Regions from separate parts of the Homo sapiens genome. Here regions 1 and 3 are each linked to region 2. Evidence: chromatin contacts called from ENCODE Hi-C or POLR2A ChIA-PET data. All regions are on one chromosome and are shown on one strand. The core of a region is the stretch at or near the end of the contact, and the rest is flanking DNA. Distances in the headings are between cores, read along the strand shown.

The links. Hi-C counts contacts between places; a loop is a spot of excess contacts on that map. ChIA-PET counts read pairs that join two places held with the same protein, here RNA polymerase II (POLR2A). Pooled maps may share reads with other maps.
Region 1: a map with no recorded cell type shows a loop between it and region 2 (9-fold over the local background). The contact joins the promoter of RGCC here to the enhancer-like site in region 2. A Hi-C loop is called at or near these places in 2 of 37 single-sample maps with no recorded cell type and 8 of 50 pooled maps. POLR2A ChIA-PET finds 5 or more read pairs at or near these places in 1 of 52 experiments (activated T-cell).
Region 3: a map with no recorded cell type shows a loop between it and region 2 (15-fold over the local background). The contact joins two enhancer-like sites. A Hi-C loop is called at or near these places in 14 of 37 single-sample maps with no recorded cell type and 8 of 50 pooled maps.

What each region holds. Positions count from the first base shown.
Region 1 is chr13:41,456,156-41,459,200 of GRCh38, reverse strand. It overlaps RGCC (regulator of cell cycle), which reads right to left and starts at 1,651. Exons shown (of 5, transcript NM_014059.3): 1 at 1,445-1,651; 2 at 731-916. The coding sequence starts at 1,493. RefSeq lists enhancers at 609-738, 788-1,465 and a silencer at 1,039-1,878.
Region 2 is chr13:42,375,596-42,379,073 of GRCh38, reverse strand. No RefSeq gene overlaps it. Among named protein-coding and RNA genes, the nearest start is that of LINC02341, 48 kb to the left of the region's middle. RefSeq lists an enhancer at 986-1,065. Within about 2 kb of position 1,258, at least 5 of the 41 ENCODE cell types and tissues checked have a DNase peak (open chromatin) inside an H3K27ac peak, as active enhancers do.
Region 3 is chr13:43,043,933-43,047,151 of GRCh38, reverse strand. The region is part of intron 1 of DNAJC15 (DnaJ heat shock protein family (Hsp40) member C15); the gene reads right to left. Among named protein-coding and RNA genes, the nearest start is that of DNAJC15, 22 kb to the right of the region's middle. RefSeq lists enhancers at 328-1,003, 1,345-1,404, 1,505-1,554. Within about 2 kb of position 1,476, at least 16 of the 41 ENCODE cell types and tissues checked have a DNase peak (open chromatin) inside an H3K27ac peak, as active enhancers do.

The sequences.
Region 1 (3,045 bases), core at 402-2,901, 920 kb after region 2:
TGTCTCTTTTGTTGTTTTTGTTGTTGTTGCTGTTGTTGACAAAGTTGTTCAGGACAAAGAGACCCTGGGGTAGTCTCCATTGTGAGAAAGATCACCAGGAACCACCTTCATGCCCATGTGCTCTCTGGCTCCCCCTCCAGCCTGGTGGAGGACCTGGCTGAAAAATACTTGAACTCAGCAGTGCCAAAGATTTTCATAACTGCATGCAATGGAGCAACAAGTCTGAGAGCTAAGGGCCAGAAGACAATGCAAGCAGTTATTTCATAAATCCCAAGAACAGCAGTTTGGGCTTATGAAACCTTTCCTGGTTTCATGAATATTTCCGTTCTGCGCCCTCCCATGTCCCCACTGTGCCCCCTCATTCCACTGGCACTTGTTCCACATCTGCAAAGTTACAGCTGAGAGGGGAGAGGCACGGAAAGGAGAAGAGGAGGGAAACTGCGGAAAGGCCTGGTGCAGGTCCAGGGAGTCCTGTCTGGCTGAGTCGGGACAAGCTGCTTAAACTCGCCTGCCTGGTGACACACCCGTGGGCGGCAAGTGAACCAACCTGCCCTCCAGCGACCTTTCCCGTGATTATCGTCAGGGGCCCCGCCACCACTCGGCCTACTGCGTTGAGCTTCAGGAAACCATTCCTCAGTTTACTGATAAGAAAACTGAGGCCGCAGCCTTCGCGGGGCAGGTCCTGGGAGCTGGGAGATCCCGGCGCCATCCTAGCGGGGGCCGCACTTACTCTCCGAGTCGCTGAAGCCGCTGCTGTCGCTGACACTGGCGCTGCTGCGCCGCTTCATGCGCTCCAGGTGCTCCTCGTAGTGGAAGTGGCGCTCGTGGAAGGGCGACGCGAAGTCGGCCAGCACCGCGTCAAACTCGCACAGCGCGTCCGACAGGTCCTCCGCGGCCGCCGAGTCCAGGGCCGGGGCTGCGGGCAGGGCCAGGGGCTCAGTGCACGGAAGTCAGGGGGGCAGCGGGACCACCTCCCAGGGCCAGGAGGGGCCGCCACGGTTCCCGAAGATAACTGACACTTGGCGCCTCTGCCAAGTGACAGCCACGCAGTCGCTGTTACCTTGTAATCTTCTCCACCACCCCCGAAGTGCGTTCTATTACCAAGTCCGTTTTACAGACAAGAAAACTGAGCCTTCGCCAGGCCCAGGGTCACCCAGCGACTTGGCGCGGCCAGATTCCTCCCCAGGCGCTGCCGGTTACCTGTCCCCGCCGCTCCCCCCAACCCCGGGCGCGCGCGGAGCTGGTGGTGGAGGGAAGGTGGGACATGGGGGCCAGCCCGGGCCGGAAAGGAGGCTGCAGCCGCCCGCGCGGGAAGACCGGGGACAGGTTCCCGCCGGGGAGGATGGAAGGGTGGGGGGTGTGAAGGGACGACACGGGGCCCCTCCTTTCTCACCCGCCATCTGCAGAGCCGAGACTTTAAGGGGACCCCGGACCCCGCACTCACCTGCGGCCGCGGCGGCCGCGGGGCTGCCCTGCGCCGCGGGCGGCTTCATGAGGCGGCTCAGCTGGGCCCGGCGCGCGTGGCCTTGGGTCCTGCGAGGTGGCAGCCGGGGCTATTCGGGGGCTTGCTGTCCCGCACACTTCAGCCCTGCCAGTCCCTTCGGCGCTGCGCTCCAGCCGCGCCGCTCCCAGCACGGTCCGCGCCCGCCCTACCACCGGCTCGGGTTCCTAGATCTTATAGCCTTCGGCGGCCGGAGCGGAGGCGGGGCCGGGGCGGGGCTGCGGAGCCGGGGCGACGGGTCTGTCCCCGCCGCCCTCCGAGGAGGCCCCTGCCCCCAGGCACCGCCCTCGCCACGCGCCCGCCCTGGAACCGCGGTGACGAGGAGTCGCCGAAGCCCCGGTTACAGCCCCAAATATTTACCCGCCTCTCGCCCCCGCGCCCTGACAACCCGGCCCACGCGGTGTCCTCGGCGTCACCAGAGCTGACTGCTGGGCGCGAGCTCTGCTGCTTCCCGCCGCGTGCCAGGCACCTCCGCGAGCCGCAGCTTCCTCGGCTGTGAAGTGGACGTGGGCATGCAGAGCCTCCCTGGCTGGCGGTGAGGGACGAAGGAGCCCGCGGCCGTGTCCCAGTCGGGTGTCGGGGACGCGGAGGTCCCCTACGCATTGTCCCAAGGGGACTTCCGAGATGGTGGGCGGGCGGAGTGGAGAGGGTCGGGGCGAGAGGGGCAGGAGTTGGGGGAGTCCTGAACTGTTCCCACCGCGGAGCGCGGGGGCCTGAACTACGGTCCAGGGCGCTCCCGCCAGCCTGACTTTATCTAGAAGGGGTTTATTATGGGAAGAAACTACTGCGTCGACGCAGCGCGAACAGGGCGCCTTGCAGTGTCCACGGAGTAACGAGCCACCCTGCCCCGCGGCCTGCGGGGGCGAACGCCCTGGACTGTGCGCTGAGCTAGGCGCTAGCCTCTCGCCTCTCACCACAGACGGCTAATTAAATGTAGAGCAATTAACATGTAACGGAGTGAAACATTCAGCCTCCACTCCCAGCTAGTTTTTGTATTTTTAGCAGAGACGGGGTTTGTCCATGTTGGCCAGGCTGGTCTCGAACTCCCGACCTCAGGTGATCTGCCCACCTCAGCCTCCCAAAGTGCTGGGATTACAGGCGTGAGCCACCGCACCCAGCCAGGATTTGTTTTCAGAATATAGAAAGACCCATCTACAAAGTAATCACAAATAGACAACCTGGTAAAAATTAAAAATGAGCAAAACATTGAAACATACACCTCACAAAGGAGTATATGTTAATGACCACTAATCATATGAATAGTCCTCCTCTCTTGTCTACTCTGGGTGGCCTAGGGATATGCTTGTCTTGTGGAGGCACAAGCACTGTGGGCTCAAGAGTGGGGAGCCTCTTTCCCTGTTAAGGGGAGGACACCACTGGGATCTCTGGTGCCATCTCCTGCAATGGATCCTCTGATGTGGGGTCGAACAGAACTTCAGGAGTTGATTTCCCTGGGTGAGTGGAGCGGGATCCTTCCTTAGCTATCTGTCCCTTTGCTACTAGTATTGCTGCTGCATGCCCTCAGCCACTGTGGGGGTTCTAGC
Region 2 (3,478 bases), core at 9-2,508:
TTTATTGGGGGAGGGTGGCTGGTGCACCTCTGATTATGATTTGGTAGGGCTATTTTGTCAAATCTGGCCTGTAGAAAGAAGTCTCTATAGTAGGACAAGACCAAAGAAAAGACTAAAAATGTCAAGACGGTGGTTTCTGCTGAGTCAGAAGCCCAGGCCTCTCTTCCCAAGATTTCACCTCCTGGACACTGGTCACTAGCTAGGATCAACACAGGCAAGGAGTTATTTCTATCTCCAGTAGGATTGACTATTTTAAATGATTTGCGGATTCAGCCATTTCATAGCAAACAAATCCCACATCACAAAAACCACCAGGGAAATTGCCACTAATGAGTATGCTTGTTAACGACCTTAGTAAAGAAGGCAAGAAGGCAGTGGCTGAAACGGCTGGGCCCCAGAACTGTGGTCTCCCCTCTGAAGCTGGCCTCACACCCTGAGGCTGAGGTTAGTGTGAGAAGACAGTGTGACCTCTCACTTCCTACGCACCTCCCTCCTGGAGAACCATCTCAGGACCTCAGGATTGGCCTCTGGATCTCACCAACTAGTGCCCATGACTTTCATGGGTGTAAAAATAAAATTATGGTGGTAAAGCTCATGGGGTCATCCCATCTACTAAGAATCTGAAAGACTGATGGGTCATGCTTTGTGGCCCAAAACCACAATCTAGTCTGATGGTTCCATTGCCTCTGCCATCTGATATGATATCACACGGAGGGAAGAGGCAGAGCCTAGGAATAAGGCAGCCTGGAGCCAGATTATGGAGGGCTCCATGCCAAAAATACTAAATATAGATTATTTCTGGACTCATAAACTTCCCATGCCAAGAAGTCATTTTCTCTGATGTTTGTGGGGGAAGCATGGACATGGTATTGAAGACACCAGTGATTTAGTTAAATCACAGGAAACTCCTATAATCCCTGTGCTACTAGAATTCCCAGCAATACGTTTATGTAAGTAACTATAACATGAGATAATAAAAAGCTACCTAGAGAGAAGAAGAAGAAGCCCAAAACTCTTCAAGTCTCTTTAGAAGCAAAGGAAGTACTTTTCTGATGCAAAGCTTCGTAGCAGATATAGTAACACTTTCCGTTTCCACTTTCTGAATTACTCATCTCACTATTTACCATCCCAGAGTTACCAAGGGTAACAGTGAGACAAAAATGTACCCCCACTGGGACTAAAAAGGAAGTCTGGGTTGTATTTCACACCTGCTCCCTCTCCTTCAGCTCTGCATTGGGTGACAGATGCAAAACTCCTTCAGATTTGACTAAAGGTAACCCACACTCCTGGAGTTTGAGTGAATACCCACAAGCCACAGGCTAAATATGTCAGAGGGAGTTTTATAGGGGTTCCCACAGCTTCCCCATTTCCTTCCAGCTAAGTAACATGGTGCCCAGGGTTCTTTTGGTGCAGTGCAGCTTGGAGATTTGATATACGCAAAGGGGTGCATCTGTTTCCAGAAGGGCATAGTTAGCTGCCATTGGCCATCATGCTCGACACAAACTACTCCGCGTTCACATCATCACAATTTACATTATCTTCTATATCATTTTCTGTGACACATTAAATTCCCCATGCAAAAGCCATTTTCCTATCTCTTTCCTTTGCTAGAAAAAGAAGTCAATAATGACCACATTGCTTAGTGCTTACAATAGTTTTATTGCTTTTGTACTAGGTTATGATAGACACTGCACAGACATTTTAATTCCATTTAACAAAAATAAAACAGAAATACAACTTTCAAAATGAAATTGAGTACTGGCTAGGCACAGTGACTCACGTGTGTAATCCCAACTCTTTGGGAGGTCAAGAGCAGGGAGTTCAAAACCGGCTTGGGCAACATAGTAAGACCCAATTTCTACAAAAATAGAAAATTAGCTTGGCATGGTGGCATGCTCCTACAGTCCTAGCTACTCAGGAGACTAAGGCAGGAGGATTCATTGAGCACAGATGTTCGAGGCTGCAGTGAGCAAGGATGGGACGTACTGTATTCCAGCCTGGGCAACAGAGCTAGACCCTGTCTCAAGAAAGAAAGACAAAGGGGGTGGGGGGAGGAAGGAAGGAGGGGAAGGAAGGAAAAAAGGAAGGAGGGAAGGAAGGGAGGGAGGGAGGGAACCAAGTACCAGTGCTGAGGACATGTAATATACTAAAAGAGCCTATAATGTGAATTTGAACTTTGTCTGCCACCTTGAAAAAGAGTAATAGAGAAGTCTTTTTTTTTTTTTTAACATATGCTGTGTCTCACAAGCCCTTCATCCAATGGGAAAACAGCAAGTGTGGAAAATTTAGAACACATCTAGTATTAGGGCATAGCCCAAGTTGCTGTAGCAAAGTTACACAAAACACAGTGCCTCAAGCAGAATGGAAAAATATTTCCTTTTAACAGAGGAGCACATAGGTTGTGGGTAAGGCAAGGCCAAGAAGCTGACTCTGCTCCATGAGGTCCTCCAGGGACCCAGGATCATCTTCTGTTTTTAAAAAAAATTAAATCTAATTTCTATAGAGCCAAATACACTTTTCCAAGTGTTTCCACTTGTTGCCCTAGCAACATTCCCTAGAATGTTGCTCTTATCTGCAGCACCTCCTCTTTATTCTGCCCCAAAGGAAGGGTAAAAGAGAGTACAGAGCAATCAGTTTCTTTTTAAAGGGTATTAGCAAGAAGTTGCAACTCACATCCCATTGGCCAGAATTTAATCACATATCTAGCTTAAGTTACCCCAGGAAAAGGAGTTTGTGTGCCCAATTAGAACTTGGAAGATTATAATACAAAAAGGATAAAGGGGGAAATGAATACGATTACTATATGCCACAACATCAAAATCTTTACAAAGCTTGGGGATTGGATTCTTTTCTAATATCTTTCAACAAATGAGAATATAGTACTGGAACGCAATTTGCAAACAACACAGCAAAAGTTTCATGCAATGATAGTCACTTCTGGCATCTTTGTTGTTAATTTTTGTCTATTACTTCGTTCCACTTTTTTGCAAAGATTGGAATCAATTAAAAGCATGAAATTGTCTGTCAAATCTGAGAGACTGATCCCAGATAGTATCTTTGTTATTTCCCTTTAGCACAATCCAAAATTTATTTTCAATGACTCTGGCAATCATAAAATGAAGAAGTCTGTGAAGCAAGAACACTCCAGCCCAAAGCATTTCTGCAGTGTTTGGCAAGGGTCTACAATTCAAGGTTATCTGGTGACCACATCAAATACCTTGTGCTGTTTTTGAACCATATATTTCCTATACTATAAGCTATGACTCTGATCTGATCTTAATTTCCCATGACAACTACAAAAATGCAAGAAGGACATAGTTCTGTAGAATGTCAATATTCCTTTAGGTAATCATTGCTTTTGATGAAATCAAGACTAATTGTTGGCAGAAAAAAAAACTCTGAGTGAAGGAAAATAAAAGATGCTATCAGTGTGTTAATGAAGAGATTTTTATGGTGTGCCTACAAATATATGATGATG
Region 3 (3,219 bases), core at 227-2,726, 670 kb before region 2:
ACTGTTACGGGCGGGTCTTTGGTCTTAGAGCTCCCAACATGGGGTGGGCCGCTCCCAAAATGACGGCAAGCCTTTTGTTCTCTGACCTGGGGTTCTTGGCCTCACAGATTCCAAGAAATTGAACCTTGGGCCATGTGGTGAGTATTATAGCTATTAGAAGCTGTGGGTCATGGAAGAGAACGGTGGAACCCAGCAACCAGTGTTCAGCTCGATTAGGGCACTTAGCCGTGCAGTAACAAAGGCGAGCCTTTAGCCTGATCAGGTGCGGCAATGTGCACCTCACTGGATCAGAAACGCAGTGGACACCCTGCTGGATCCAGAGGGGTGTAAGTCAGCGGCAGGTCTGCGACGGCAGCAAACAGCAGCGGTGGACAGCGAGCAAAAGCTCAGCTCGAACCGTAACAAACACGGACCAGAAGAGTGTGCAGTTGCAAGATTTAATAGAATGAAAACAGAGCTCCCGTACAATGTGAGAGGACCCAAAGGGGGTTGCCCACTCTCTGCTCCAATGCCTGGGTTTATATCCCAATCACTGCCCCTCCCCCTGTGCTCTCAGGCGATATATGATTTGACTATTTCTTTACCTCCTGCTTTTAGCTTAATTTGTATTTTAGTGAGCCCTCTTTACTACCTGATTGGTTGGGCGTGAGCTGAGTTACAAGCCCTGTGTTTAAAGGTAGGTGCGGTCACCTTCCCCAGTTAGGCTTAGGAATTCTTAGTCGGCCTAGGAAGTCCAACTAGTCCTGTCTCTCACCACCACCGAGATGTCTCTTGTAGCTCATATTTTATGTGTACCATACTGGTGACCGAAATTATGTTTTGAAATGGGAAAATATAATGGACAATGCTAGTTAAACTTAATTAAAAATCTAACATATGGTCATGCTTCAAAATATCCTGGACCAGGTAAATATATTCAAAAGTCTCACGGAAGACAAAGAAAATAAAGTTAGGACCTTATGTCTGGTAAATTTCCTTACAAAAAAAAAAAAATGAAGATAATCCACAGGTTATGTGGAAAACATGAAAGAATAACTAATTTGTTAAACAAACATTAAGGAAAATAAACTCCCAATAAAAAGGTTAGGTAATTTAGCAAACAGGCACTTGAAGGCTATTTCCCATCTCTGACTGGTTCATTAATTAATTCAATAAATACTCAGTATTTACTATGTGCCAGTCATGATTTTAAGCCCTAGGGATATATCAGACAAAATCCCTATCCTCATGAAGGTACATTTTAGCAAGAGAGACAGACAACAAACAATTTTAACAGGAAAAATATATAATTATTTTACGCAGTGATTTGTGCTATGGAAAAAAATTAAGCAGATAAAGAAGTAGGTATGTGTTTGTATGGTGAGAGTGAGGGAAGAGAGAGACCCTCTCACATTGTTTTATATTTTATACTCAGTACCTGTTTTAAGAAAAAAACAAGGAAGTGAAATCAAAGACAGGCAGCCTGGCCCCAGGCCCAAAACCACGCCCGAGCCTGCATGGCCTAAACCTAGTAGTTAAAAATCAACTCATGACTTAGAACCCGATGTTACCCATAGATTTCAGGCATTGTATGGAAGAACATTGTGAAACTCCCTGCTCTGTTCTGTTTCACTCTGACTACCAGTGCATGAAACCCCGTCACATATCCCCTAGATTGCTCAATCAATCACAACCCTTTCATATAAAATCTTTAGTGTTGTGTGCCCGTAAAAGGGACGGAAATTGTGCACTCGGGGAGCTTGGATTTTAAGACAGTAGCTTGCCGATGCTCCCAGCTGAATAAAGCCCTTCCTTCTACAACTCGATGTCTGAGAGGTTTTGCCTGCGGCTTGTCCTGCTACAAGAGCAACAAATTTAAAGTGAGTAGGGCAAGCTTCACTGAAAAAAATGACTTTTGGAAAAAAATTAAAGCAAGAAAAAGGATTCCTTAGATTTTGGACTAGCAATGGGAACAAGTGTAAAGTCCCTAAAGCACAGGTGTGCCCAGTGTGCCTAACGAATAGCCAGAAGGCCAGTGTGCATACAGCAGGAAGAGAAAGAGAAAAAAATAGGCAACAAGGTCGAACAGGTCACAAGGGGAGCAGATCATGCTGGGCCTTATATGGTCAACATAAAGACTAGCTTTTCTCCGAGTGATACAGTACATCATTGTTTTGAGCAGAGGCCTAAGATTATTTCAATTAAAATTCTAAGGATCATTCTACTTGTCATGTTGAGAATAGATTGTAGAGGATGAAAAGCAGAGGCATGGGGATGAGTTGTAAGTCTATTAAAATAATCCATGAAAGAGATAATGGTCACTTGGGCTACAGCGATTAATGATGGAAATGAGGAAAGTGGTGAGATACTAGATAGAGTTCGGAGGTAAGGCCAATAGGATTTGCTGAGACACTGGATATGGAGTCAAGGTTTTGAAATGAGAAAATATAATGGACAATGCTAGTTAAACGTAATTAAGAATCTAACATATGGTCATGCTTCAAAATACCCTGGACCAGGTAAATATATCCAAAAGTCTCTCGGAAGACAAAGAAAATAAAGTCTTTGCAACCAAAAGGAACTAAAAGGACCTTTTAGTTGTCTTGAGCAACTAAAAGGAAAAGAGAAGAGTCAAGGTTATTGTCTTGAACAACTAAAAGAATGACACTAACTGCCTTTTGCTGCAAGGACTGTGAGAGGTCTGTGGCAGAGAAAGGGTATGTCATGAACTCTCTTTTGGACTTACTTTCTAACAATATGCCGTGACGAGTATGATAAAGCCTAAGTGAAACAGTATGAGAATTCCTAACACCTAGAGGGTAAATGGAGAGGTCTCATCTACTAATGGAAAAGAAGAATGAGCCAGATGTTTGGAAAACATTCATTCTTTGTTATCTTGCAGTGAGTTAATTCTCAAGGGTTAATCACAAGCAAATCACTTTCTGCTGAACTCAGTGTTTTATGCTGTCTTACTATTAGGTTCAGTCTCCACAAAGAAAACTCTTTGAATTTAAACAACAGCAAGTGGAAAGGAGAAAAAAAGAGAGGAAACAAGAAAGACTGCTGGCAAATCAATATAATTTGGGTAAAAGAGGTATTATACATGCAGATTAGAATAAGGAGGGGAGGAGAATTTACATTCAAGAAAAAGTGTCAGACACAATAAAATGACAATAACGAGAATTTATAAAATTATCCTGCCCTAAAATCTTCAAGCCAATATAAATTTCAGACTTTCAT